Linked DNA regions of Homo sapiens: regions 1, 2, 3, 5, 6 and 7 are each linked to region 4. A link is a loop called in an ENCODE intact Hi-C map of the cell type or tissue named here. Cell type or tissue: endothelial cell of umbilical vein. All regions are shown on one strand. Region 1 overlaps RAD51B (RAD51 paralog B). Region 2 overlaps LOC105370547 (a long non-coding RNA gene). Region 3 has its middle 110 kb from the start of RAD51B-AS1. Region 4 overlaps RAD51B (RAD51 paralog B). Region 5 overlaps RAD51B (RAD51 paralog B). Region 6 has its middle 86 kb from the start of RAD51B-AS1. Region 7 overlaps RAD51B (RAD51 paralog B).

Region 1 (4,000 bases), 100 kb after region 4:
AGGTTAATGTGTCAGAATTTCAAGCAGAATATAGAAGTTCCCATAGACAGGTCCTTACAGGTAAATTATTTTATATGTTCTCATTTATTAAACTGAAATACATTAAATCTCAATGTGAGGATATGAGCATAGAACTAATTTTTAAAAGTAGATTCCAGGACACATGTATTCATAGTATGTCTTCTGTAAGAAAAGTACAGAAACACATAGTCCCAGTGTCATCCAATTCAACTATTTCTCGTAGGTTTATAGATCTCAGTTGATGTTTTTAAAATACATCAACTTTGGCACTCTCCCCTCAAAGGCCAGGAATCTCTGGCTGTTATGCCTCAAGTGGAATAAGACTCCCGGAGAAATTCTTTTGCCACCACAACTATTTCAGTGTGGTTCTAAGTGGCGAGTCTCAATGCTTGCCAAATTCCTCTGGTCTGATCCCATCTGGATGAACCCAAAATACAGCAAAATAGGACCTTCTATTTCCTGGTCATATTTGATTATCCAATATCCCTCCAGAATCATGCCTGCTTTTTATCTTTAAGCAATCATTGGCCTAAGGCTCTTAATCTAATCTAAGACATTGTGTACAAATAGGCACAAGGAACACCCCCTCCCAACACTGCTATACTTTCACCTTTACTGAAAAAACAATTTAAAAAAAACCCTAAGAGTGTTCACAGCTTTTACTTATGTAGCCATAATTATGGGCCAAATTATATGAGCCTCAAAGTCCCCTGACAATTAATGGTTTCATATGAAGGATCCACTACGTGTTAGGTACATAGTGCCTCTTTCTAATTGCACTTAACTTCCGTTTAAAACCTAAGCCAGGGTCCTCTAATAGAGAAGCAAAATTCTGTCTAGTTCCTTAAGGTCCTTCCCTCTAATTCAAACTCAAGGCATTCCAGTAAGCCAACAACACCCAAGCAATTTGAGAGGCCCTTAAATGAAATTCCCCTGAGTCACCTCCTGCGACGATTCTAAACTTTTTTGTGGGGGAGGGGGCCGTGGGGGGGAAACAGAGTCTCAGTCTGTTGCCCAGGCTGGAGTGCAGTGGCGCCATCTTGGTTCGAGCAATTCTCCTGCCTCAGCCTCCTGAGTAGCTGGGACTACAGGTGCACGTCATCATATCCACTAATTTTTTGTATTTTTAGTAGAGATGGGGTTTCACCACGTTGCCCAAGCTGGTCTCAAACTCCTGAGCTCAGGCATTCCGCCCACCAAGGCCTCCCAAAGCGCTAGGATTATAGGCATGTGCCACCACGCCCAGCCTAAACTTTCTTTTCTTGCTCTGGCCTTTGCTAAATCCATCTTAGCTTTTGTTTCCTAACTCATTCCACCTCCCCACACTACTAGTTAAATAATGTAGTCCTTATTCCTTTTAACAACAGTCCTGGGCCCCTTTATATTGAACATAACTTCTACCTATACTCAGACCAAGTACGTATAATTTCACACTGAAGCTGTTCATCACATAGTTCAGTAAGTTTCAGAAAAACACTAAAAATCCAAAGTTTCTAAAAATGTAAACATAATATTCTACATAGACTATATATTCTAGATTTATCTAATAGTGTTTAGCCAGATGAAAAGCAGGGGCCAAACCCAAGTACTCTCCAAATGTCTTCTTTGGGTGAGTTCAACTTGTACAAAAGTTCTTGGATAGGATGCAGATGCACTGCAGCTAAGTACAGAGGAAAGCCATAAAGAAAAGGGAAATGTATGAATCACAATCAAGATATAAATAACTTTCAGTAATTCATTTCCAGACAATTCACTCAATTCACATATTAATACTGACTTCAAGAAAATACTACTGAACAAGAGAGGCTCAGAATACCCAATAATGAAATACCTATTTTAAGTTATTATTTACACATATCACATTTTTCTGTGAACAGCAGATTTTTATAATAACTTATTAAACATAATATGTGTAACAGGTACTTTAATGTAGGTTATATAATTTAATACCCACAATAACCATAAAGTATTCTTGTTACTTTTGCCATATAACAGAGGAAAAAACAAGTCCCCAAAAGCTTTGGTTCCTTGCCTAATGTACCCCGCCCGTAGGTGGCAGAACAAGATATTCAAACCCAGATCTATCCAGCTCCAAAGCCTGTGCCCTTTCCAGTAGGATGCAGTCTCTGATGGAGTTCTCACTAGTGCTTTGGAAAATTCCTGACACATGGAGCACAGGTGTTATAATGGAAAACCACTAGACAATGGGTCAGAAGACTTGTCAGCCTGGCTGTGGCATGTGTGTGACCTTGGTCTAATCATGTTCCTTCTGCAGGCTTTTTCTCATCTATTAATATAAAATAGGGAGTTTGGATAGTTAATATTTAATGGCTTTTCCAGCTCTAATGTTTTACCATACTGATTCTATGAATTGTAGACAATGCAAAAGCATGTAATAAGGAAATGAGTAATAAAAAGGTTAACTGGGTATTTGAAACAATATAGCCAAGCAAGTCAAAGATTGAGGAAATTATACAGGCAGAAATGGAAAAAAATGGCTTTGTAGTGTTATCTTCCCAATATGAATAAAAAAGACTTTATATAGTATACAAAAAGGTAAACAAGATCCCATCAAAAAAAGAATTTTAGCAAACAAATTCATCTGTTTGAAGTTAAAATCAATTAACATTTTAATTATTTTAAATAAAACACAAAATACAGACATGAGAAAACATAGACAAACCCCAATACAGATATGCTTTGAGGTTTTTTTGTTTACTAGCTTCTGAAGAGGATATGGAGTTCCTTTTATATAAACAGAAATGTGGGTTGGCACTGCCAGGTATAGGGCAAGATAGTTAACGAAGTTTCCAGAAAGAGCAGCAGAGAACAACTCATTGTATCTCAAAAAGCTCTACTCATCAACAAAAGACAATGCTCTACTACAAAAGACAATGACTGTGTGAGATTTTAATCTTGTTTTGCTTTCCATATTAAGGCCACAAAGTCAGTCTGTGCAAGCGCAATAACTTAAAACCTTCATAGTACATGGTGTTCCCCTATATTGAGCCAAGATTCTTCAATCAGGCTTCCTGAGATTCTTCCTTGATTTTCTAAAATGATGACAACCAAGTGCCTCTTTGCTCAGCCGCCCTCACTAAGAGCCAATATGAGACATATGCAGACAAGCTCTGTGGGGAAACAACACAGGCCAGGGGTGAAAGTACACCTAAGCTAGTTCTCCAACAGCTGGGGCTAGACAGACAGCAAATGACCAAGAGCTCTCTGGGCCTTAGGAGGCCAATGGTTTGGGATGAACTGTCAGAATTGAGAAAGTGTCAAATTTCTAGGCTTGTGAGAGAGTACAGAGGCTCTGGTTATCCATCTTAAGTTCTCTCATTAGGTAAATATGTTTTATGTGGAAAAAAAAGATGATGAGCAGCCTGGCCAAAGAACCTAAGATAAATGAAATCTTCCACAGGATGTTCACAGACAAAAAGGCTGAGTAATGTAGAAGAGAAAAAAAAAATCCCTGAAGATGAAGGGAGGGAGAAAAAAATAAAGCCATCAGTTCTAACATTTGCCAAGGAAAGAGAGTGAGAACACTGTTTGGACTGTCCATAAACCAGGTAAAAGTGACGGTTGGTTCTGATAGAGTCCACACACACTTACAATACCCTTCCACCAATGCCAACCACCCTGCGCTTCCTCTGAAGGTTGCAGCTGCTTTTCAAAGCCCCCAGAAAGCAACAGGCAGAGTATAGTGACAGCTGGAAGGAAGGAGATTAGGCAAGGACTTGGCATAAATAGAAGTGTAGCCAAAAGGCACAAATATAAAGGGAGAGAGACAATTTTCCTGTGTGGTTTGTGTGTGTGGTATGGGGGGAGCTCAAAATAAGAGCTAGCCAAAGTTCTGGCCTTGACAGCCTGAAGGGTTTGGCAAGCACAGCATTTCTCATGGCAGCCGGGCCAGGAAATGAAGCTTTCAGCTGTCTGCTTCAATGTTTTGCTCACTGTCACCATTTTCATGTTTGGCCGC
Region 2 (4,000 bases), 490 kb before region 4:
TCTTAGGATCATTGCCTGTCATGGCCTAACCCTATTCCCCACTCTATTTTTGTTAACATAATTACCGTTTCCTTTGTATGATTTTTTTTTTAACTTCAGCCCAATTCCAGGCCTCCTTGTTTAAAACAAAACAAAACAGTGCTCGCTTTGGCAGTGCATGTACTAAAATTGGAACAGTACAGAGAAGATTAGCATGGCCCCTGAGCAAGGATGACACGCAAATTTGTGAAGCATTCCATATTTTTTAAAATGAAAAAGTAATAAAACAAAACAAAACAAAGCTTTCAAAACTTAACATTTCTGTGGCGTCTTCCCTGAGTTAATGTAAACAGCCATGGCGATGGGTGCTGCCTGATGGTGAAGCTCCCCTGGACTTGGGTGGCCTTAGCAACCGTTCTGCAGGTATCTCTGGGACATTCTTTTTTTTTTCTTTTTTTTTTTGAGTTGGAGTCTCGCTCAGTTGCCCAGGATGGAGTGCAGTGGTGTGATCTCAGCTCACTGGAACCTCTGCCTCCCGGGTTCAAGTGATTCTCCTGCTTCAGCCTCCAGAGTAGCTAGGACTACAGGCATGCGCCACCATACCCAGCTAGTTTTTGTATTTTTAGTAGAGACAGGATTTCACCATGTTGGCCAGGCTGATCTCGAACTCCTGACCTCAAGTGATCTGCCTGCCTTGGCCTCCCAAAGTGCTGGGATTACAGGCGTGAGCCACCATACCTGGCCATCTCTGGGACATCCTTGAGCATCCCATATCTGTCTGCTGTTGTTTGGGCCTGTCATTCTGTGCTCAGTAGATATGGCAATGTGTCATCCAATAATTGATTCCTTACCAACTTTTTGGTTTTTTTCTGAGATGGACTTTTGCTCCGTCACCCAGACTGGAGTGCAGTGGTGTGATCACAGCACATTGCAGCCTCAACCTCCCAGGCTCAAGCGGTCCTCCTGTCTTAGCCACCCTAGTAGCTGGGACTAGAAACACACACTACCAAATCTGAGGACAAAAAAAATATTTTTGTAAATGCGGGGTGTCACTGTGTTGCCCAGGCTAGCCTTGAACAACTGGGCTCAAGCAGTCCTCTCGTCTCAGGCTCCTGAGGTGTTGGGATTATAGGCATGAGCCACCGAGCCCGGCCCCTTACCAACTTTAAGTTCTTCAGTTATCTCTTGGTCTTTTCCTCTGCAGATAAGTAATCTTAATTCCCATAATTAATTTTATAACCCAATCAACACAACTTCTTTTGAAATCACTGCATCCATCTCTCCTAATTTTTTAGAGTCTCCATTTTATAATGAGTGGCTAAGCCCTGAGTACCTAGAGACTGATGAAAAGATTGCATGGTTTATCTCTGCCTCTCTGCTTAGATTCCTGTTTAATAATCATTAAATCTCTCACGTGTCACTTCTATTTACAGTATACGGAGCACCACCATGTCTCTTATCTCAGGCCATCAGCCCTTCTTAGTGATCTTATTATTTCCACTGATTCAGGTTAAGCTTGGCCTACTGTGGGCTTTATTTAGATCATCTTTATTATACCTGTGGGTAGATTTTGCAAGCAGGCCCTAGCACAGGTTCACTTGTGGGTTTCCTTTTAAAAGGTCAGTGTGAAACAGGAAATGTGACTAAGAAAATCTTCTTCCTCCATGAAGCCTCACTTCATTAACTGGAAGAAAAGCTCCTATCCTGTCTCCCCCCAAACTTGCTCATGGCCCAGACACATTTCAAAACAGCACATATTTCCCAAAACACTGACACGTGCATTCTAAGGCTCGTGTGTGCGGTGAGTGGTTCTTTGTCAAGTTCGTTCTGTGAAGGGGCCCTGTCGTCACACCGATCACTGTTCTTCAGATATCTGAGGATGTGCAGGGGCCTGAGGGACCTGGAAACCTGGTGGCTGAGCAATGAGGAGAGTGGAACCCATGGTTGGAACAGTTGGCCATCCTCATGCGGATAGGGGCAGAGCCAGAATGGGAATCAAGGTCTCCTGACTCCCCGGCCACATTAACCCAAGTAAACCCCATGTCTACCTCCTTAGCTTCCGGAGTCCCCTGCATCTTCCTCCTTGTGGGACACAAGCCAGGTACAGTTGCAGGGTGGACATGTGGTTTCCAAACAGGATGCTGGGCAAATTAATCTGGGATTCCTGATTGGGGTTCTTTAGGAGGCAGTAGTGGCTACCCTTTAGATCATCTGGTTTGTGACCTTGTTTCAGTTTTCTCATCTATAAAATAGAAAAATAATAGTACTTATGATGAGGTAAAAATAAATGAATACACATAAAACACTTAGAACAGTCTTGCTGTGTGATCACTCCATAGCATTAGTGATTATTATTCTGGTGGGTTGGTTAGCTTTCCTCCATTCTATTCAGTTCAATGGGGGTTTGGCATCAACCACAGGCTTTGCCGGGGCTGTGAAAATGGCCACATTGAGGCTCCACCTTAACCCTGGCCAGCCTCCCAACAGCCAGCCATTTGTCTTAAGAAGAGCTGAAAGAAATAATCTAATGGCGCAATGCAAAGTCAACACTGATGGGGCTGAGGGGTGTCTTTTCGGACAAGACGTGCAGTGGGGAGCCCACCTGTGAGTTGGCCTGTTTCACGGCTGCGTGCGGTGCCCACTCCTCACAGACTCTGAGTGAGTGGCAAGGTGGGCCCGGAGTCAATTCTGGCTTGGCAATGGATACTGTTACTGAGGGCATGGGTTGAGGCACAGGAGCTTGGGGCTCCAGATGCTTGGAGTAAATGTGAAAAGGGAGTGTGGGATGATGTGAGTGGGAGCTGTGGATGGGTTCAAGCGTGCTGAGTCCTGGCTTGACTCACCCTTCCAGCTTCTGCTGTAACTGTCAGTGCCTTTGTCTGCATGCTGGGAAATCCCTGAGTGCTGGGTTAAACCCCAACCCTAAAAGGCACGTAGACACTTCTCCTGAGCTTTGAGTTGCTTCATTCTGCCCAGCAGCTTCCTGAAAATGTAGTCTTGCCACACCAGAGGAAGGATAGACCCATAGCTGTGGGGGACCCTGTGTCAGCAGGATTTACTACCGGGTGAGCTGGGGCTGCAACAGCACGTGTGAGCAACTTAACAGGGCTGATGGTTTTTCAACAAATTTTTAAAAATTAAAAAAAATTTTAAATTTTTGTCGGGACATAGTAGGTGTGTGTATTTATGGGGCATGAGAGATATTTTGATACACGCATACAATGTGTAGTAATTGCATCAGGGTAAATGGGGTATCCATCACTTAAAGCTTTTATCCTTTGTGTTACAGACAATCCAATTATACTCTTTTCGTTATTTTTAAATGTACAATTCAATCATTATTGACTATAGTCACCTTGTTGTGCTATCAAATATCAGATCTTATTCATTCTTTTCGCTCTTGTCTCCCAGGCTGGAGTGCAGTGGTTTGATCTTGGCTCACTGCAACCTCCGCCTCCCGGGTTCAGGAGATTCTCCTGCCTCAGCCTCCCAAGTAGCTGGAATTACAGGCGTGCACCATCATGCCTGGCTAATTTTTTTGTATATTTAGTAGAGATGGGGTTTCACCATGTTGGCCAGGCTGGTCTCAAACTCCTGACCTCAGGTGATCCGCCTGCCTCGGCCCCCCAAAATGCTGGGATTACAGGCGTGAGCCACTGTGCCTGGCCAAGATCTTATTCATTCTTTCTAACAATTTTTTTTGTAGTCATTAACAAGGCTGAAGTTTTAATGCAACTTACTTTTATTGCACATGCCATGCATTATGCACCAATCTGTGTTCTTCCAATGCTACCGGGAACCTCTTACCTTTGTATCAGTTCATCGTTGTCCTCTTCTCCAACTGCCTGTGTACCTGGGTCAGGGGTCCTCTTTTATCGAGTGGAACAAATGTGCCCAGGTACAGAGAAATGCTTTGTGCTATTGTCCACCAGGCAGGGGCATTTTCTTTTCTCAAATATTCTTGGTAAATAGACGAGCAGTCTTTACTTGAACGCACTGGGTGTCATATGCCACAGCCCTA
Region 3 (4,000 bases), 330 kb before region 4:
CTTAGGGCCCTTGCTTGACTGGGCCTGGGCTGGAGACGTGGAGGCATCTGCCACACTGAGTCTCTGCTGCAGCCGACGGTGGGGGCACAATGCCCGTGAACCCCATGACCATTTTCTCTCTTCTATTTTCTTTCCTGGACACTCTGACAGTGGGGCAGCCAGCCTCCTTGGAAAGAACATGGGTGGGGAACAGAAACTGGGGTTGTAAGGTATGCCCCACGCACCAGGCTCAGCTCTCTCCAGGCTGATTTGGGAGCTGCCGGTGTGTTTAGGAAACATGCAAATGGGCTGCCAGGTAAAATATAGACCACCCAACACAATCTGGATTTCAGACAAGCAAGGAATCATTTTTCGGTATACATATGGCTCAAATATTTTATAAAACACACTTATACTAAAAAAAGTATTCATTGTTCATCTTAAATTTAAATTTAAATGAGTGTTTTCTATGTTTATTTGCAACATCTGGCACTCTATCCTCAAACACAAACACCCAGCCTGCCTCCCAGGACTTGGTCAAAGAGAAGCTCAGGCTGCTGCTATGCCTTTGATCTGGTGCACCTACGTTACATTCTGTGCTCCAGGAATAAAAGAAATCTCTGAGCTCCCTCAATTCACTGTCTGAGAAGTTAAGAAGTCCCTCCTCTGGATCTCCATGGGTAGTAATGGAGGGGAGGGAGAGAGGAGTTTGGTGATTTGAAAGCAGCTGGACAAAGGACTTGAAACAGAATACTAGGTGCTTCTGGGAGGCCCCTAGAAGCAGAAGTGACTTGACTGTAGACTCTTGAATTTTCAAGGTGAGGCCATGTGTGCAAAGGAAAATTGGTGGTGTCGTCACCAACATGGAGAGTCAAGAGAGCTGAATCTGGCATCAGTGACTGCCAGGAGACCCTTCTGGGCCCTACTGTGTGTCCTACCTCTTTACTCTGCACAGAACCATGGAAGGGGCCAGAGAAGAGGCTACTAAGGGTGGATGGGTAAGGCCAAGCAACTTATCCAGGTCCACACAGTGAGCTAGAAGGAAAGCAAGCCTATGACCCAGCCCCCTGAACCCTTGATATTTCCAGAGAGCTAGGTCTTGGGAAGGTCGAATGACACACCCATTAGCTATCCCTTGAGCATGCTTTCCTCCTTTGTCTTGTCACCTCTCTGTCTGCCACGTGTTGGAAGGCACATGGATCTGGGCAGGGTACCTGAGTCCAGACCACTTTCCCTGAAATTCCCTTCTGGATTTTGGGCTTCACCTTCCTGTGATCTATTCCTTCCAACTTGGTCTCCTTTATATCATTATAAGGGCCCTTTGCCTGTGAGTCAATATATCCTTCAAGGAGAGAGGCTATCCAAAGACATTCAGGACCTGGGGCTCAGGTGTGAAGTGTTGTCTGTTGTCTCTTTGCTTTATACTAATTGCATAGGAAGTCATGTGTGAGGTGGGCCGGCAGATTCTGAAACCTCCATGAAAGCTGCCATGTCATATCATCCATGGCGGGGAAATTACTTTCTTTCTCCTTTTTTTGTTTTTGTTTTTTTGAGATGGAGTTTCCCTCTTGTTGCCCAAGCTGGAGTGCAATGGTGCAATCTCCGTTCACTACAACCTCCACCTCCCGGGTTCAAGCGATTCTCTTGCCTCAGCCTCCCGAGTAGCTGGGATTACAGGTGCATGCCACCACGCCCAGCCAATAGAAAAGGGGTTTCACCATGTTAGCCAGGTTGGTCTCGAACTCCTGACCTCAAGTGATCTGCCCACCTCAGCCTCCCAAAGTGCTGATATTACAGGCATGAGCCACCGCGCCCAGCCATTACGTTCTTTATCTTTGCTTTTCTTTGCTTTCACTTCTGTTAGCAACGAGTTTCAACAGCCATTGCCACATAGTGTTGCATAGGCAGCAACGTGTTCGACAATGTGCTGTTGACAAGCACATACCACAGAATCAGGAAGACCAGTAAGTATTTCAGGAATTTGCCTGATGGAAATGACTCAAGTCTGGGGCCAGCATGAAATCCTATAAAGCAGTAAGGACACCCACCATTCTCCCTGATTTGAACCTACCCTTGAGGACATGTCTGACTCCATTCATTCACTTAATAAGTACTTATTGAGCATGTACACCACGGCAGGTAGGATTCTAAGTGCCGGGGACACAACTTTGAGAAAATAGACCAAGTCCCTGCCTTTAACTGTGTGTGTGTGTGTGTGTGATGAGAGAGGTGATAAACACAAATGTATCTGGTAACAATAAGTGCTATATAGAAAAATAAAGCAGGGGCTGGGCGCGCTGGGAGGCCGTGGTAGGCGGATCATGAGGTCCAGAGTGGGATCCAGGCTCAGTTGTGAGGAAGGTCTGAAGTGAAGGGAGCATGTTGAACCCTGGCTCATGGCTTGTGATTGAGAACACCATGCAGTGACCAGCCTAGGATTCCATTTTTTTTTTTTTTACATAAAATCAGATGAATAATGAGTAAAAGCACATGAATAATTTTACATTTGACTGTGGAAGCATCTAAACTAAAGGAGGGAGAGAGGGTTGTTCTTGGTTATTCCTTTTTGAGGCTGGGCCTTCATCTTCAAAACCTTCATCTTCAAAATGATTAAAATTGTAGACAAGGCCACAGGATGAGAAGGGTCCAGTGGCTTGGCTCTAGTTATCCTAGGGAGGGGCAGTTCCTTGGGTGTCCATGAACTCAGAACGTGCAAACCTAGTATTGCCTCCCAACTCTCTCCCGGACCCATGTGTCTCCTTTTGAGTTACAGTAATAATGGAGAACAACTGGGCCCTCTGTTTTTAGGCTAAAGGTCAAGACCAGAAAAGACTTGGAACCAAACTGGAAATTCTGCTTCCTTCCCCATAACTCCCTGTCAGCTTGTAAGCACCTTCTGTTCATCCAAGTTTTGGAGAAGACATTGGTCTTGTGTTCTGACAGACCCTGGCCTCCCAAGCTTGCTTTCCAGGGAATCTCAGCAAACCACAAACGGAATGCCCCTGTTGGTTCCGCTTTCATCTACCATTTTTTTCCTAAATAAAACACAATGAAATATTTTATCTTGATCTTGAAATACTTGCACACCAGGACCTGCTGTAGAAGATCCCAAGGTAACAGAAAGTTCATCAAAGAGCACAGACTCTGAGTCAAGAGGTGGAGCACCCAAGCTAGGTTCACCTCTGACCCCTTCCTTACTAACATCATGCCCCTGCGTGAGTCCAAACCATTTCTTGCCTCCAGTGCAGCCAAATGACAGAGGTCAGAAGGGTACCACTGATCTGATTGTTAAGAGGCAAAGATGACTCATACCCTAGAAGCTCTAAAGTACCAAGGCCTGGGTCCATCCCTAAGACTGTTTCCCTGCATTCCCCAGGGCTGGCATGCCTGGATGCTTTAGCATCTCCATCTGGAAACAAGACTCATTCCTCACTAAGTGCCATGGAAAGGCTGCAAAGACACTTTCCCTAGAACAAGGGTTTTAAGCTTTATGCATCCTCAACCTTCTAGTGGGGGCTTTACTTCTCATTCCCCAAAGCCTCAAGGTCCTCTGGGTTGGGGGTGGCAGGCAGGTCTGCAATGGTAACAATCCTAATCACGAAAAGGAGGAAGGTGTCCCCTGTGCTTATTTTTCTCCATTTGCCTTCTCCCTTCATGTTCATTCTCTTCCCTTTGGTGCCCTGCTCTGTGACCCCTGGGGCTGAGTGCTAGGAGCTGAATCACCAGCTTCCTTTGCCTCTAGCTTCCTTTTGTGTCCGGCAAATGTGAGGTACAGGCAGGAGGCTGGAGGTCAGGAGGGTGTCTCTTCCCCTGCTCCCTCTTTGCTCTGGTGCTTGGCTATGGCAGGGACTGTGGCCCTTGGGACCACTGCTCTCACCAGGTGGCCACCTCTATGCTGCCAAGACTCACCAGGCCCCAGTCACACTATTTCCTTTCTTTGCTCCTTTGGCTGAGGGCTGGTATCATCTTCCCACTATTGCTAGTTCCTGGGTGCCTCAACATTCCTGTTGCTGCCCTGAAC
Region 4 (4,000 bases):
TTCTATAATATTTGAAAACATCTACTTAAAGGAATTGATGAAATTGTGATTGTTTCCCTTAAAAGTAAACTGTATAGCTTGATATCTCAGGCATTATAGTAAGAAAATTAAGCTTCTTGACTCAGAAACAAATATAGAAACAAGCCATGACTCATTTTTACCATCATTCTATTCCAGAAACTTAAAAGCATAGCCTGCATAGTGAAGATCCACATAAAAATGCAGGCACATTTGCTGCAGTGCTAAGAGCAGAAGATATCAATTAATTAGAGAAGTGTAAAAATAAAGACAGGACGAATGAGGGGGACTGGTAGGGAGACAGGAAGAAGGAGTGACAAACAACAGCAAAAATATCTTAAATAAATAATTCAGAATGGATGCTAAATACAAAAGTGGGAGCCAAGCCAGACTAAAGTTCAGATGCATCTAGGGTTACTTTGTGCAACACATTTATTCACTAAAGCGCCAAAGCAGCTATTAGAGGAAACAATAAAGAGGCCCTCTCCCCTGGAAATTTGAGTCCTGCTTTGGAATTTTTATGACATTTCTTCCTTAACAAACAAGAAGGTCTCACCACCTTCCCCTGGCTTCAAAGCCTCACTATGGCGGTGGCCTGAGATTAATATCCTTGGTCTGATTTATATATGTTGTTTGAGGTATTTTCAAAAGTCATGTAGTTTATGAAAGAATTGCAGCTCTAGCAGGCAAACAAATAAACAAGACCCCCATATCTCTAACCTACAGGATTGCCCTGATTACCATGACTCACTTGGTCATTTCAACAATGCCCTTTCATGTCACCAGGGCTGTGTGTGCAAAATTAGGACACTACCTGGACCTCCAGCTAAACACTAAAAAATACTCTAGGATTCCCAGTCGGAAAGTGGTGAGGGTGTGATGTAAGTATGTGTGTAAAACTATAGTCCAGTTGGTTTTTGTTTTATATAACAAGTGGGTTCCTGAAAAGTCAAGATTTAAGTACTTTTTTTTGTAGATTAAAACATTTACAATTCACATCAGAAGCTCACTATTTAATGAAATCCGATTGTGGTTCCAGTTACAAAGAACGCTTTTGTAATTAAAATACAACCTTTTTGTTTGATCGATTTTATACATTCAGACTTGGTTTTACAGGAGTTTCTTAATGTAGGGTATACTTAGAGTATTATTACTAGTTGGTAAGTATTGTTTTGTTTTAATGCTATTCTTTTCTTTTTCAGCAAAAATCCAAAGAAGTATTTCCGCAGCCCAAGTTCATACTCTTCACAACATGAAAGACAGAACTTGCTCTGCTTTATTTAGCTTAGTGTGTCCTGTGGCATGTGAGGCATCCAGGGTAGCAGACACCAGCAAATTGCTAGGAAGAAACTGAGAGGCAATGACCCACCGACTGCACGGCAGTATTTCCAAACCGGTGACAGAGCTGAACCAGGATCAGACTGCTCTTTAAAAACACCTGTTCTGTAAACCTGAGTTAGTGAGGGCAGCATCTTCCAACTGACTCAGCCCAGCCACTGCTGCCCCTCTGCCAGAGGGCCTGGTGCCATTCGGGCAAGGACTCAGGTGCCTTACCCCCAGACCCTTCATGACCCACTGCCACACAAAGGCGAGGGTGCCAGCACCAATGGGCACATCCATCCCAATCTGCCATTTCAAAGCAGCTGCCTGCAGGCTGTGTCCGCCCTCTGCTAGCAGAGTGCAATGGGGCAGAGAAATTAAAATCCAGGGGAGCTGGGGAAAAAAGAAAGATGGAAATCTTAAAGACAGTATCTTGGAAGCATACGTTTTAGAATCACTGCAGCCAGTTCCCTGTCAAGAAAATATTGGCCTTGTTGGTTGGTCCAATCTCATGTAGCCACAGATGGTTTTATGCCTCACTATTCAGATACCCACTCCCCAGAGTAGTGAGAAACAAAGGATGTGGTGCTTTGTGGTGTAGTTATTCTGCCACCTAGTGTTACATGTAAAAACAAACAAATAAATTAAAAAAAAAAGGCTATGTTAGAAGAGTAAAAGTAGAATCATGAACTTCACTAAACTGCATTTTTTTTTTCTTTCCAAACATGAAGATCCTTCACATACAGTGGCAGCCTGGGGAGGCATTGCCAACAATTACAACAGCCCTTCTCATTTGAATTGAATGGAAGGCCAAAGAGCATGAGGTCTGAAGTTTAGGATGTGAAGGAGAAAAGAACATAACCTCAAAAACCCAATTTTAATGATATTTAAAAGGCCTATTCCCTCCAGGTAAGGTAAATACCATGAATACAATAATACAAACTGGAACTGGACAAGGAAAGTACAGTTTCTGTCCTGAAGAAGAGAGGAAAGAGTAAACAGAAAAAATGTGGATTGCTTTTTAAAGTATTATTACTTCTGCAACTAACGCATTATGAAGTAATAAAATGAGCTATGGGCTTGGGGTGAAGGTCTGAGTGTGAGTCCCAATTCAGTAGCTTCCTCGCTGTGCTGGTGAGTTGTGCAATATCTCTGAGCTTCGATTTGGTGTTCTGGAAAACAGCTGTACACTTACACACACATTCTTCCTCCTTTTACAACACTGTCCTGAGGATCAATTAGAAATGTACATGAAGGCATTTTGTAACTATAAAGCGCTTTGCAGCACCCTGAAGACCATTTCCCTCACTATATTGTTCTCTTTTTGCAGTTATGTCTGCCATTTATATGTATATGGCTTTCTGTATTTAACTTGTCCTGGAGTGCTAGTGATCATTCTTAAATAAGTGCTTTCAGGATTAAAAGAAGTATTAAATAGGAAAATGTGCAAGTATGTCATGCAACATATAAAAAATCCCCCAAATAGACTAATAAAGAATTAGCATTACAGTTTAAAATTAGATTATTCCAAGTGTTTCTCCTTAAAATTATGTTCCGTTGAGAATGATAAGCCATCTTGGTTAGTTGTTTCTACTAAAATTAGTATATTCATGAAAGTTCTTAAAATTACAGGGAATCTGAACTGAACTTTCCTTCTTGTGGGCAGAGCCTTCCATTGTGATAAACCAGGCATCAGGAAATAGTTTTTCATTTCCGTTCCTGCACTAACTAGCTATGTAACTTTAAGCAATTTCAGTTTCCAAATGGGCAAAAAGTAAGAGGTAAACAAAATAACCATGCCTTCCAGTTCTATGATGACAAGTTGTTGTTCTGCTTTTGATAGCAAAATTTAAAGACAATTCAAAATCCGTGATAGACTAGCTATAATGTAATTTTCAGAAATGTCCTACAAGTTACATACATTTTTTTTTTCAAGCTGAAGTTTTATTTAAAATGTAAAAGAAATGTTCCCCCAAAATGCTGGTGAATAAAGCAAAAGGATACCATACAGTGCTCTCTTCCTACGAGTTAGCCAGCCTATCCAAGCACAGGGCAATATACAGTACTTAATGCTGGTAGAATTTCACAGTAGTTTAGTGTTAAAGATTATCTGTGCCTAGATTATGAAGAGATTCTCAGTGTGTGATGTTTAGTTCAGGGTTTACTTCTTACTGGGCATGAACAAGAGCCCCTGCTCTTCAGTCACAGGATAGAAAAGACAGCATTAAGTGAGATGGCCACTGTAGCATGGGTGTGTTTGTGTCCTTTATCAGAACTTAGAGCTGCTCAGAAACCACTGCGGGCTAAAACAAACAGGCTACAAGAAAGTGCGTACCCAGCCACCTACCTGGCCTTTCAAAATTGCAAAGAAAGACTTTACTTCCACTTAGCTCTGAAAACACCCTTTGCTCTTTTTAGTAATATTTTTAACAATGCCAAGAAAAGAACTCTATTTATCCAGATTTCCTCTCTCCTTAGAAATGTCAACATTACTCAGGAGTATAGCAAAAAACAGCCTGGAGTTTTCATGATGTGAACGTGAGACCAAAGTCACACTGAGGAGAGATTAAACTTGGAACATGATTGCCAGTAAAGAAGATAACTCCTGCCTAGAAAAAGCCCAGCTGGTGACTTCCGTTACAGAATTCACAACCACACTGGG
Region 5 (4,000 bases), 210 kb before region 4:
ACCACCATGATGGCAGCTCCCAATCTGCCACATACAACTCAATCTACTTTTCTGGGATAATACATTAAATGAGGCAGGATACATAACAGCAAATAAGGGCTTTTTTTTTTTTTTTTTTTCCCTGCATGGATATTGCATGATTCAAGACAAAGAAGGGAGCTGGACAGGGTATCCGTGCGGGCTGCCTCAGCTGTTCGCAAGCTTCCACACTGGCAGTCTTCATTCTGCCCTTCATCCCTGAAAGTCTAAATACAAATGTCACCTCTTCCAGAAGCTTCAGCCGATTTCTCCAGCCTAAAGTCATCTCTCTCTAATCTCTTCATACTTTATCTGTACTCTCTAATTATTAGTTTTCTTTACTGTTTTATGGTTAATGTTACCTCAATTTAACATAATCTATTTGACCCATTCTTGTTGTTGCTGCTCCTTCTGGTCCCACAAACCTCTAGTGTGGTGCTATATACGTAAGAGAAGCTTCATTATGAAATACAAGAATGAATGAGTGAATAAATGCACAAATTGATGACCCACAGAAGCTCTACTGATTCATATCCATTTTTAGGACTTATCTGGTTCCCTCTTCCCAGAGTTAGGGGACTCAGAAAATGCCATAGAAAACAGCAGGCTTCCCAGTCAATCACTGCCAAGATTCTTGGCTTGGCCAGGCCCAAAGTCAAGTCTTTGGTTTCAGCTTGCTATAGCATCACATGTTTTTCCTGGCCTGATCCCACTTCCAAGAGGCTCAGAAAGTGGAAAAGGAGCCACAGAACAGAAAGTGCTGGGCATAGTCACCCCAGGCCTTCTCCAGGATGGCGACACCTTCTAGGGATAGTGTCTGGGTCCTCCTTTTTAAAGTATAGGTGTGGCCCTCATCTGAGGCAACCCAGCCCAGTCCTTCTCCATGGGTGGCTAGGAAGGCCAGTGTGGAGCAGGCAGCACAGAGATGTCAGGAACCTTGGGCACAGGCTACCCTGGAGGCTGCTTTTGTTTGTTTGTTTTTTTGAGATGGAGTCTTGCTCTTGTTGCTCAGGTTGGAGTGCAGTGGTGTGATCTTGGCTCACTGCAACCTCCGCCTCACAGGTTCAGGTGATTCTCCTGCCTCAGCCTCCCGAGTAGCTGGGATTACAGGCACCTGCCACCACACCCAGCTAATTTTTTGTATTTTTAGTAGAGACCAGATTTCACCATGTTGGCCAGGCTGGTCTCGAACTCCTGACCTCAGGTGATCCACCTGCTTCAGCCTCCCAAAGTGCTGGGATTATAGGTGTGAGCCACTGTGCCCGGCCTGGAGGCTGCTTTTATAGACTTCTGGTCCTGGCAGTTTACATGAGTTCCTGCAATACAGCCCCAACCTTAGGAAAAAGTGAGTTTTGCCTATGTGGCCCAGGAAAGCAGACATGAATAGGCGGCCATGAGGCTGAGGGTAAGCTGGCACTGATTCTTCTACTTTCTCTTCTCTAATTCCTGTGCCAGGAAGGCTTCCTGTACACCAGTCATGAATTCTTCCTCTCTTCTATTTCCTTCCCCTTCCCACCCCAACCCCAAATCTCACATTGGTTGGGAGGTGAAAGGAAGAGTGAAATGACCTGGCAGAGGAAAAGTATAAGCAGAAGAGTTTCTTCCTGTAAGGACAGGTGGTAGGACTGGCTTTCTTTCTATCCCTGCTATCTGCTATAAGATGTGGGGCCCAGAGACAATGTAATACGTTCAGCAAAGAGAAGTTCAGCAAGAAGCAATTGAAGTAGATAGCTCCCCAATATGACTTTGCATCCATACACAATTTCCTGTCCTGCTAGTTTTTTAATCCTGTCTCAGTCTCCCTCATGATCAGCAAGATTACGTGGTCGTTGATAAATTCAGTGGGGATTTCCTTGTTGAATGTGTCTGATGCTTTTCATCTGCATGCAAGGGTCCTGTCGAGAAATTAGGGAGGAAGCCCACTGACTGAAATGTCCTTCTACAGGGACCCTATTATCTCACTTCAACTGGAGTCCTAGGCTAATAAAACCCATTGGTAAGTTAAACAAACCTTTCCTCTAGCTATGCCAAGTGTCTGCGACAGAAATCCTTCATGCCAGGGTTTTCCTCCTTGTCCAAGACTTAGAAAAAAGTTGTTTTCTCAGCTGCTTTGAAGCTCAGGAAGAGAGCCAGGGAGGCAAACAAACCAGTTAGTCTTGCATCAGATAATTCAACAGGCTTTTGATAACCCCAAAGTCTTCTGTCCCTTCCCAGGTTGAGCTGAACTCTCCAAGCCAAAGGACAGAAGGGCCGGAAATGCTCCAGACAGGAAGATCTGTGACTGGAATGAGGCCATAGGATCAGGGGAGCTTGAAGTGTACCCAGTGATCCTCACAGGAATTCCCCATTGTGTTGCGAGAGCTGGAGGGAAAGGTGGCAGAGGTCCAACTCCCAGTCTGTAGTTGGATCTTAGACTGATTAGAATCTGCTTCATCACTTGGAAAATCACTCTGCATGGAACACTGAAGCCTCAACACCAGCAGCTTTGCAGGATTATGCGGGCAGAGCAGAGAATGAGTTTAGCGGCATCTAAACTGCCTTCTCATAATAGAAGAGCAAGATCTGTAGAAGTAATACAGTGCTGGAAAATGGCAGGATGGAAAAATGAACTGTATTTGAGCAGGCATGAATTTATTAATTTGTCTACATGTGGCCTACTTCCCAAGTTTTTCTACAGAAATTAGGGGACATAAAGTAAGCTGATCTGAATCCCTAAAAAATATAATATAAATAATAATATACAATATAATAATATGATATATAAATAATATAATTGTAGTCTCTGGGAAGAGTCTCTTAGGAATTTTGACCCTGAGGTTATAAGATCCTATTTCCTCATAGAATATCATTATGCTCTTGTATAACACCTCTCTGGTGATTGTTTTCAAAATGTTTACCTATAATATAACACATCAAGTTCCCAAAGTATAAGAAAGTATTGCCTAGAAAAGAGCTAGGGCTCCTTAAAGAAAATATTAATTTTTTCTGATCAGTAGGATGTTAACTTAGTAAATTATGGAATAGTAAATAGTTCAGGGTCAGAATGACATTTTGAGTTTACGGTTTTTTCCTCAACATTTTATTATGAACCTTTTCAAACATAAAACAAAAGTGAAAGAATTTTATAGTGAATACCCATAAACATATCAACTGGTTCTGCCATTAACATTTTATTACTTGAACCCAGGAATTTGAGGTTGTAATGAGCTATGATTAGCTCTCCAGCCTGGGTGACAGACCAAGGCCCTGTCTCAAAAAACGGAAACAAAAAGACCAAAATAATTTTATTACACTTGTTTTTTAGCACATATCTATTTATCTATCAACCCATCTTATTTTTTGTTCTGGTTGTTATTACATTTCAAAGTAAATTGCAAACATCAGTACACTTTTCTCTAACTACTTTAGCATGCATATAGTTAACTACAAGCTTAATATTTATTAACACAATTTAAAAACCATGTTGGTTTTTTTTTTTTTTTCAGTGAACTTTACATGTGGTTTGAAAGTGTTAATAATTCCTAGGGCTGGGCGCAGTGGCTCACGCCTGTAATCCCAGCACTTTGGGAGGCTGAGGTGGGCGTATCACGAGGTCAGGAGATTGAGACCATCCTGGGTAACATAGTGAAACCCTGTCTCTACTAAAAAAAAAAAAAAAAAAAAATACAAAAATTAGCTGGGCGTGGTGGCACGTGCCTGTAATCCCAGCTACTCGGGAGGCTGAGGCAGGAGAATCGCTTGAACCCAGGAGGTGGAGGTTGCAGTGAGCTGAGATTGTGTCACTGCACTCCAGCCTGGCAACAAAGCTAGACTCCGTCTCAAAAAAAAAGAAAGTATTAGTAATTCTTCCTGAATTATACCACAATCAGAGAAAACTTATCAACTACAAATATATGGTAGTATGCAAATTTATACAGTCAAAAATATGGGCCACCAATTCTTTCTACATTAATATCAGCTTTATTTAGGTATAATATACATG
Region 6 (4,000 bases), 350 kb before region 4:
AGTTTGTGTTTCACGGGTACCCACACACAAGAATTCTCTAGAGCTGTAAAGTAAGGAAATACCTCAATTCTTATGCTTCAGGCTGTGCAAAACCCAACCATGTGCTCAGAAGCAAAATGCTCTTTAAACACAAAGAATATCCAGGACAGCCCACTAAGAAGATGATTTGGCCACCTCTGGTGATGATGATGACACCTGCCACCAGCTTTTCCCTAAAGGAGGCTGGGAGAGTGAATTAATTGACATTTTTGAGCACTTGGAGTTCTCTGGACAAAGGCCTTTATAAATATAAGGCATGATTAAAGGGTATCAGTTTGCTAACTCTCAGAGCTTGGGTTTTATCAGGCCATGAAAGGAAGGAAATGCCAGGGGTCCCAATGGCAGAGGTGATCCACAAAGCCCTCTACTGTGGCCCCAGCGGGTGCTGATGTAGGGACCGTTAACCTAAAGGCATGCAGTCCTCCCCAGGACTGCACCTGCCAATGCCGAGCCCTGTGGGCTGCCAATACCCAGCCTGTTGGATAATGAGGGCTGGCTCCTGTGGGATCAGTTAAGCAGTACACACTCCCAGTCTAGAGTTTAATACCCTAGACATGGGTGGACATGGGAAACTCAAGGGGCCACCAGCATGCTGGCCCAATGCCAGAGTTTAATTAGGCCCTAAATCTCCAGTGATTACATGACGGGCCCAGTCCCCTGAGGCCAGCCAAAGGGAGAAACATCCCAAACAGCATTGTATCGGCCTCTTTTGAGTCTTTCCCCTCAACTCATTGTTTGTGGAGGCACTGCTTGTTAGTGCAAAGAATCCCTTCCAAGTCACTGAGTAGCTGTACAGAAAATCAGAGGGCCGCTGCTTAATGATCTCGGCCATCAGGTAGGCTTTCCCACACCTGCCTGCTGCATCCCGTGGGACAGGGAGTCCTGTAGGGGGACAGGGTATAGATGACCACAATCACACTTCCACTCTTGGGTTTCGATGGGGGTTTGGTCAGAAGTCAGCAAAACTATGACTTGTTCAGAAAACAGAATGATTAGGCTCTCTGAGAGACCCCAAAGGCCCAACCACTCTGCAGGACCAGGGCCTGGGACCTGCAAGTGAAGCCTAATCTTTCGGGAGCCCCTGGGGAGGAAGAGGATTATGTGAAGTGGTTCCGAAAGGAGGAAGGACCTGAGACTTTCACAGAATTTCTGTCTTTTCCTTCTTGTCTCCATCCTTCTTTCATAGCCTTGGAGGGGAACATTCCAGCTTCTTATAGTTATGGTGAAGAAGGCCAACACCAGCATGTCACTCATGGTCCAGACCGATTTCCTGATCTGGGTGGCCAAGGGTGAGAATAACATTTCCACTGAGCTGATTGATGAAGGACACGGGTACAAGTTTAATGTAGATGGGGCGGATCTGATGGGAGGTCGTGAGAAGAAAAACTTTCTTGTCTTCCTCTGACTTTCTGTTTTCATTTGAAGAGAGTAGGATTAAGTTCTTAGGTCTTAGAGTCAGATGGCCTGAGTCTGCAACCTGGAAGAGACCACCTAGCAATCTGGTCCTACCCATTTGGGAGCCTACTCACCCCACGGTTCCTCTACTTGCAATGAGTTTCCTAAACAGGGCAGGGCCAGATTTCCACCTTGCGCAACTTCTGCTGTGGCTGGAGAAGGAGGATGCTAGCCTCCTTGGTGTTTACGAAATGAGTTATGATATGTAATGTTAGAATAACGTCCAGCACGTAGTATGTTTCGTATGGCAACATCCTTTCCCTCCTCCTCAGCCTGGGGTTGGTTGGCTATGGAGATATGCCCACACTACCACCACTCCTGGCAGCCCCCTGTGTTCAAAGAGTGTGGGAATAGGGTACTGGCCGATGTCCGACGGTCAGCACCGCAGTGGGCCATAAAGCAGCGGCAAAGGGAGCGGCCAGCTCAGATACGGCGCAGGAGATGAAAGTCGGCCGTGTTTTCCTTTCCAAAGTGCTGCTGTGTTCCTGAAGGCCTGCAGCTTCCTCTGCCCTGCTGGGGATTTTTTTTCTTCCCAGTTCCTCTCAGTGATATCTTAAGAGGCAAACTTCCAGCACTAACAGGAGGTCTTTTGTTCTCCTTTTCTCAAAGCGGACTTTAACCCAGTTACTACAGACTGAGTCACTGTAAAAACAAACAAATAATAATAATACTCCATTTTCTTAAAGGCTCTTCCATGCCTGCTGACAGAAAAGGGGGAACCTGACACTGCCCTGGGCCTGTGGGGCTCCTCCCCGCCTCCGTCTTCTGGAGGCACAGCCCACGAGAACCTTCCAGAACACACTGGAGCCCGGCACCGTGGAACTGTTCAGCTAGGCTCTGGCTTGTTTGGAATTTCATCTGACTTGAAGGGGCCCGTGGACTCAGAGGAATTTGGGTCTCAACACAGTCCCGGTGGGATTTACCCCAGACCGAGGAATGCTTGTTTTACTCCTGGATCTGCTACACACTAAATTCGGGACTTTCCTCCCTTCTCTACACTTTAGTTTCTTTTTATGTATGTGGAACAGGAGTATTAGACACTCTGCGATTTTATCAGAAAGGATTTTACAATGGTTATACTGTGATTTCTCCTTTTCCCTGAGTACATCTCCTCCTGGCTGAGAGTTCCTGGAGGGGGAATGACAGCTAACACATTTCTGAATCCTTGGTCTTAAGCATGGTATTTGGTTCATGGACACACAAGGTGTCTAGTAGACGTCTGTTAAAAGGACACATGAATGAATGAATGAATGAATGAGGTTTGAGTTGGTGTGCTGTGCTTGGTCTGACAATGATATCAACAGGAAGCTTCACTTCATCATCATCAATAATAAAAAGGTAAGGCTTAAGGAGTTCCTACTGATACCACCTCTTTATGTAGAAGTAGCTTTCTCTTCTTGGGAAGCTACTTGTACTTGAGAATTTAGATTTAAAATCAGACCGAGACTGCCATGGGTCTCTAGGACGGCCGTCTATTTTTCTAAGCTGGTCCCCACTTTAACAAATCCCAGGAGCTGAAGCAGTAGGATCTTCATTTACTCTGTTGGGTTTGTGCCCCCGAGATACAGTCCTTTCCATTTCAGCATCAATCATTTGAAAAGTAAATATCTCACCTTCTTGTGACCTGGCAAGGATAGAGTAGAGTTCTCTCCATCAGGGTCAATTTACATCTGTGTCCTTTTTTTTTTTTTTAACTTGTATTTTAGGTTTGGAGGGTACATGTGAAGGTTTGTTACATAGGTAAACTTGTGTTACAGGGGTTTGCTGAACAGAGTATTTCATCACCCAGGTATTAAGCCCAGTACCCAATAGTTATCTTTTCTGCTCCTCTCCCTCCTCTTCTCCCTCCACCCATGAGTAGACCCTAGTGTTTGATGTTTCCTTCTTTGTGTTCATAAGTTCTTACCATTTAACTCCCACTTACAAGTAAGAACATGTGGTATTTGGTTTTCTGTTCTTGCATTAGTTTCTTAAGGATAATGGCCTCCAGCTCCAACCATGTTCCTACAAGAGACACGATCTTGTTCTTTTTATGGCTGCATAGTATTCCATAGTGTATGAAGTCTTAACAAGGGCAGGAGTAGGGTGGGAGTCTCATTTTATAGGGAAAATGTTCCTTGGCTGGTCCTTCCTTCCCTACTCTCTATCCTGTCATCCTCAATGTCCCCTAACAACCAGGAGTGGATGACAGTAAACAATTTCAGTGTTGGGACTGATCTGGCCACTCCCCACTGGGTATGGTTCCCCCAGACGGTGCACAGCTCCTGGCCTAGCCTCAGTTTATTTCTCTGCTGTAGGAGAGCACGGGCCCCATTCTCAGATTGCCTCTTCCAGAATATGCCTTTAAGAGGAGGAGTAAAAAATTCCAGGAACAGGCTTCATGTCAATGACAGTAGCTGGCTAATTTCTTCTGAGAAAATGGAAACCTTGGTCTCCTGATGTGTGCAATGACAGGCACAAGAGGAATTTTCCAATACAACAAGGGAACGAATTTTCTAAGGACAAG
Region 7 (4,000 bases), 410 kb after region 4:
TGCTATTAGACCAAAGATGAAAAATAATACAATCATTTCAATCAATGCAGAAAAAAAAGTTTTTGATAAAATGTAACACCAAATTAGTATTTTAGCTAGGAAATGGAGGAAAGTTCTTTATTTCTGATCAAGGATATCTACTTACAGCAAACATCACAGGTTTTTTTTTTTTTACTTTTTTATCTAGAAATAATTTTAAACTTACAGGAAAATGGTATTAATAAAAACAGAAGGCCAGGCGCAGTAGCTCACACCTGTAATCCCAACACGTTGGGAGGCCAGGGCAGAAAGGATCACTTGAGGTCAGGAGTTCAAGACCAGTCTGGGCAACATAGCAAGCCCTCATCTCTACAAAACATTTTAAAAAATTAGCCAGGCATGGTGGTGCACACCTGTAGTCCTAGCTACTTGGGAGGCTGAGGAAGGAGGATCATTTCAGCCCAGGAGTTTGAAGCTGCAGTGAGCTATGGTTGTGCCACTGCACTCCAGCCTAGGTGACACAGCTAGACCATGTATCTTTTTTTTTAATTTAAAATAAAAATAAATTAAAAATAAATAAAAACAATACAGAATATATATATGCATTCTTTTCCCACATCCACCCACCGTTAACATTTTGCCCAATTTACTTTATCGTTTTGCTAGCTCTCTCTTACCTCCACATGTGTGTATGTGCATGCGCATGTATGATACACAGTATGAAATCAGTATGTCAATCTACGCTCCCATTTTTATTGCAGCACTATTCACAGTACCCAAGAGATGGAATCAACCTAAGTGTCCATCAGCAGACAAATGGATAAATATGTGGTACATACATGCAATGGAGTACTATTTCAGCCATAAAAAAGAATGAGATTCTGTCATCTCTAACAACATGGATGGAACTCAAGGTCATTATGTTGAGTAAAATGTCAGACACAGAAAGACAAACCTTGCATGTTCTCACTCACATGTAGAAGCTAAAAAAATTGATCTCATAGAAGTGGAGAGTAGAATAGTGGTTATTAGAGGCTGAGATGGTTAGAGGGAGACAGCCAAAGGTTGGTTAGCAGTTACAAAATTATAGCAAGACAGGAGGAATAAGTCTTAGTTTTCTATAGCACCTTAGGTAAACTATAATTTACAACAATTTATTATATATTTTCAAATAGCTAGAAGAGGGGCTTTTGGATGTTCCGAACACACACAAAAAATGATAAATGCTTGAAGTGATGGATATGCCAATTACCTGATTTGATCATTATACATTGCACACACATATCAGAATATCACACTGTACCCCATAAATATATACAATTATTGTATCAATTAAAAATTGTAATAAAAGCAAAAAAAACTCTGTTTGAGGATAATTTGATATACTCCCTGTACTCAGTTGAAAAACAAAAAACAAAAAAGATTGAAGAAGCTACCTGTAGCTAGAACAGAAAGGAGAGAATTTGCCCCTACTAAGGAGTCAAAGTATTTATATTCCTATTCCAAGTCAGCCAATTAGATAACAACAAAACACCTAAAAGGCTTGTAACTTCTGTTTGGATTTTAAAAAATAATTAATAAAAGCTAAGTGAAAAAGTATTAAAAATTATTCTAAAACTTAAAAAGTAAAAAGAATTTCCCAGTTAATCTTCCTTAAGTTCAATGTTTTTGCTATTTAAATAAGTAAGTTTATGACTGTGGATCACACTGTAATAAACCTTGTTTAAGCAAGTGGAACTTCAGCCCAAAAAGTTTATGTAAAATCATGTGATTCTGGCACCACCTGGTGGCAGTATATTCCAAAAGAAGAGGATGTGTGTGTGTGTGCGTGTGTGTGTGTGTATGTGTGTGTGTGCATTTTTATTAATAACTAATTCACGCATTTATTTACCAACTATTTAATAGGCATCTGCTAGGTGTTGCTCATATAAATCTTTAAATCTCTCTTGGAAGACAGGAAATAAAATATAGTATCTAAAACAGGGTCCCTATCTCCAAGGAAAAAAAATCCACAGTTAAATTATGACTATCAGAATGTAAGAAAATAATCTGTTCTTGTTTAGAAGTTTCCTGAAAGTATTTATGCCCCTAGAACTTTCAAGCAAGAAGTCCTCAGGAGTGTATTGATAAACATTGTCTATGAAGTCACCACATTGTAAGCAGTTTTCAAGGAAAATAACTGCAGTGGTTTTAAAATGTCCTCAAATTCCTGACACTTCTTCCTCCAAAAGGTTGGCCAGGTGTAGTGGCTCACACCTGTAATCCCAGCACTTTGGGAGGCCCAGGTGGGTGGATCACCTGAGGCCAGGAGTTTGAGACCAGCCTGGACAACATGGTGAAACCCCATCTCTAGTAAAAATACAAAAAATTAGCCAGGCATGGTGATACATGCCTGCAATCCCAGCTACTCACTTGAACCTGGGAGGCAGAGGTTGCAGTAAGCCAAGATTGTGCCACTGCACTTCAGCCTGGGCAACAGAGCAAGACTCTGTCTCAAAAAAAAAAAAAAAAGAGGCTAATTTCCCTTTCCTTAAATGTAGGCTTGACTTAATGACTCACTTCTAATGACGAAAAGTGGCAGAAGTAGTGGTGTGTAACTTCCAAAGCTAGGTTGCCAAAGATATCACCACTTCCATCTTGCCTTCTTCAAGACCACTCACCTGGGGGAAGTCAGCCATCATGTCATAAGACTCAAGAAGCCTGTGGAGAGCCTACCTGGTGAGGCACTGTGGCCTCCTGCCAACCACCAGCACCCATTTGCCAGTCATGTAAGTGGGCCCCTCAGAAACAGATCCTACAGCCCCTACCAAGCTTCAGATGACTGCATCCCTCACCAACAATGCTGAGCTAAGCCACTCACAAAGAAACTAAGAAATAACCAAAGTTTATTGTTTTAAGCCACTTAGTTTTGGGATAATTTGTTATCCAACAGTATTAACTAATCCAATAACCTATCACTTCCTAAAAGAAATTTTATCTATAACAGAAAGTAAAAACAGCTCACTTTAGTTTAATACTATAATTTTTCCATATGTTAATAAAATTTCAAATTGTCCTTCCTAATTTATAAGGAGTGATCCTTTTTTAATTCCCCCAATTGTTTCATAATATTATTTCATAATATTTACCACTTTCTTTTTTTTGAGACAGGGTCTTGCTCTGTCACCCAGGCTGGAATGCAGTGGTGTGACCATGGCTCACTCTAGCCTTGACCTCCCTGGCTCAAGGTCAGCCTCCTGAGTAGCTAGGACCATAAGCATGCACCACCACATATGGCTAAATGGTTTCTGGGTTTTTTTTATTTTTTTTTTGGTAAAGACAGGGTCTTGCCTTGTTGCTCAAAGTGCTGGGATTACAGGCATGATATAATCATATATATAAAATATATAATGTTATTTATGTGCATACATATTACATATATGACATATGTGTATATATTACATATATGTGACGTGTGTACATATAAATGTATGTATGCATGTATGTATATATAACATATATGTATGCATTATATATATAACACATATATAAACACACCCAGCAATATTTATCACTTTCTAAGTTAACTCAATGAAACAGCAACCTAAGTAGATTTTAATCAGTCAGCAAGGATTTTGTTTTTAACACCTCTGTTTGCAGAACAACCACACTAAGTACTGAGTGGAGAACCATATCCTTGAAGTACTTATAATTTAATTCAGATTACCGTTCCAGAAATAATTTATGTTTTTTAACTAAACTTTTTCCCTAGCTCTGAAGGTTATAGGTCAATGGAAGAAGGTACGAAAAATTTTTCCTTTACCTCTGTGAGGGATCCACAAGCCACACCACCATGCAGGGCTTCGTCCAAAGCAGAAAGGGTAGTAGATAAGAATGCTGGTGAGAAATCAGCAGACCTTTGTGCTTTTATCCCATAAGCCTAAACAAGAAAATGATTAAGTTTTTTTTCAACCTCTATATATATTCAAAAACATAAACCAACTTTAATTCTCTAAATTTTAGCAATTTTAACCCTAATCCA

What was found. A loop is a pair of places that touch in the nucleus more often than their neighbours do. Peaks named below come from ENCODE experiments on the same cell type or tissue, not always from the same donor. Only the 100,000 strongest peaks of a DNase experiment are listed, where the experiment ranks them.
Region 1: it touches region 4 in a loop (4-fold over the local background); 34 of 110 quality-filtered maps call a loop at or near these places.
Region 2: a loop joins it to region 4, with 11 times the contacts of the local background. A loop is called at or near these places in 6 of 110 quality-filtered maps.
Region 3: a loop joins it to region 4, with 13 times the contacts of the local background. A loop is called at or near these places in 6 of 110 quality-filtered maps.
Region 5: it touches region 4 in a loop (4-fold over the local background); 13 of 110 quality-filtered maps call a loop at or near these places.
Region 6: it touches region 4 in a loop (8-fold over the local background); 8 of 110 quality-filtered maps call a loop at or near these places.
Region 7: a loop joins it to region 4, with 4 times the contacts of the local background. A loop is called at or near these places in 5 of 110 quality-filtered maps.

Annotation. Positions count from the first base shown.
Region 1 is chr14:68,143,437-68,147,436 of GRCh38, reverse strand. The region is part of intron 7 of RAD51B (RAD51 paralog B); the gene reads right to left. All of the region lies in intron 2 of LOC105370546 (a long non-coding RNA gene), which reads left to right. Among named protein-coding and RNA genes, the nearest start is that of RAD51B, 330 kb to the right of the region's middle. In endothelial cell of umbilical vein, no CTCF peak of the experiment used is centred here; DNase peaks (open chromatin) are centred at 1,696, 2,306 and 3,856; H3K27ac peaks cover 446 bases.
Region 2 is chr14:68,732,167-68,736,166 of GRCh38, reverse strand. It overlaps LOC105370547 (a long non-coding RNA gene), which reads right to left. Exons shown (of 4, transcript XR_007064227.1): 2 at 3,787-4,000; 3 at 2,028-2,221. It also overlaps the pseudogene RNU6-921P. Among named protein-coding and RNA genes, the nearest start is that of RAD51B-AS1, 49 kb to the right of the region's middle. In endothelial cell of umbilical vein, no CTCF peak of the experiment used is centred here; no DNase peak of the experiment used is centred here.
Region 3 is chr14:68,575,942-68,579,941 of GRCh38, reverse strand. It overlaps a transcript of RAD51B not described here. Among named protein-coding and RNA genes, the nearest start is that of RAD51B-AS1, 110 kb to the left of the region's middle. RefSeq lists an enhancer at 3,369-3,538. In endothelial cell of umbilical vein, no CTCF peak of the experiment used is centred here; DNase peaks (open chromatin) are centred at 1,951, 3,191 and 3,681; H3K27ac peaks cover 3,165 bases.
Region 4 is chr14:68,246,529-68,250,528 of GRCh38, reverse strand. The region is part of intron 7 of RAD51B (RAD51 paralog B); the gene reads right to left. Among named protein-coding and RNA genes, the nearest start is that of RAD51B, 430 kb to the right of the region's middle. In endothelial cell of umbilical vein, a CTCF peak has its summit at 1,944 (motif pointing left); DNase peaks (open chromatin) are centred at 398, 538, 1,938, 3,758 and 1 weaker place; H3K27ac peaks cover 239 bases.
Region 5 is chr14:68,457,456-68,461,455 of GRCh38, reverse strand. All of the region lies in intron 9 of RAD51B (RAD51 paralog B), which reads right to left. Among named protein-coding and RNA genes, the nearest start is that of RAD51B-AS1, 230 kb to the left of the region's middle. In endothelial cell of umbilical vein, no CTCF peak of the experiment used is centred here; a DNase peak (open chromatin) is centred at 2,275; H3K27ac peaks cover 2,693 bases.
Region 6 is chr14:68,596,990-68,600,989 of GRCh38, reverse strand. It overlaps a transcript of RAD51B not described here. Among named protein-coding and RNA genes, the nearest start is that of RAD51B-AS1, 86 kb to the left of the region's middle. RefSeq lists an enhancer at 452-621. In endothelial cell of umbilical vein, no CTCF peak of the experiment used is centred here; a DNase peak (open chromatin) is centred at 2,069; H3K27ac peaks cover 1,713 bases.
Region 7 is chr14:67,834,978-67,838,977 of GRCh38, reverse strand. It overlaps RAD51B (RAD51 paralog B), which reads right to left. Exons shown (of 11, transcript NM_133510.4): 4 at 3,782-3,898. Among named protein-coding and RNA genes, the nearest start is that of RAD51B, 17 kb to the right of the region's middle. In endothelial cell of umbilical vein, a CTCF peak has its summit at 1,763 (motif pointing left); a DNase peak (open chromatin) is centred at 1,757.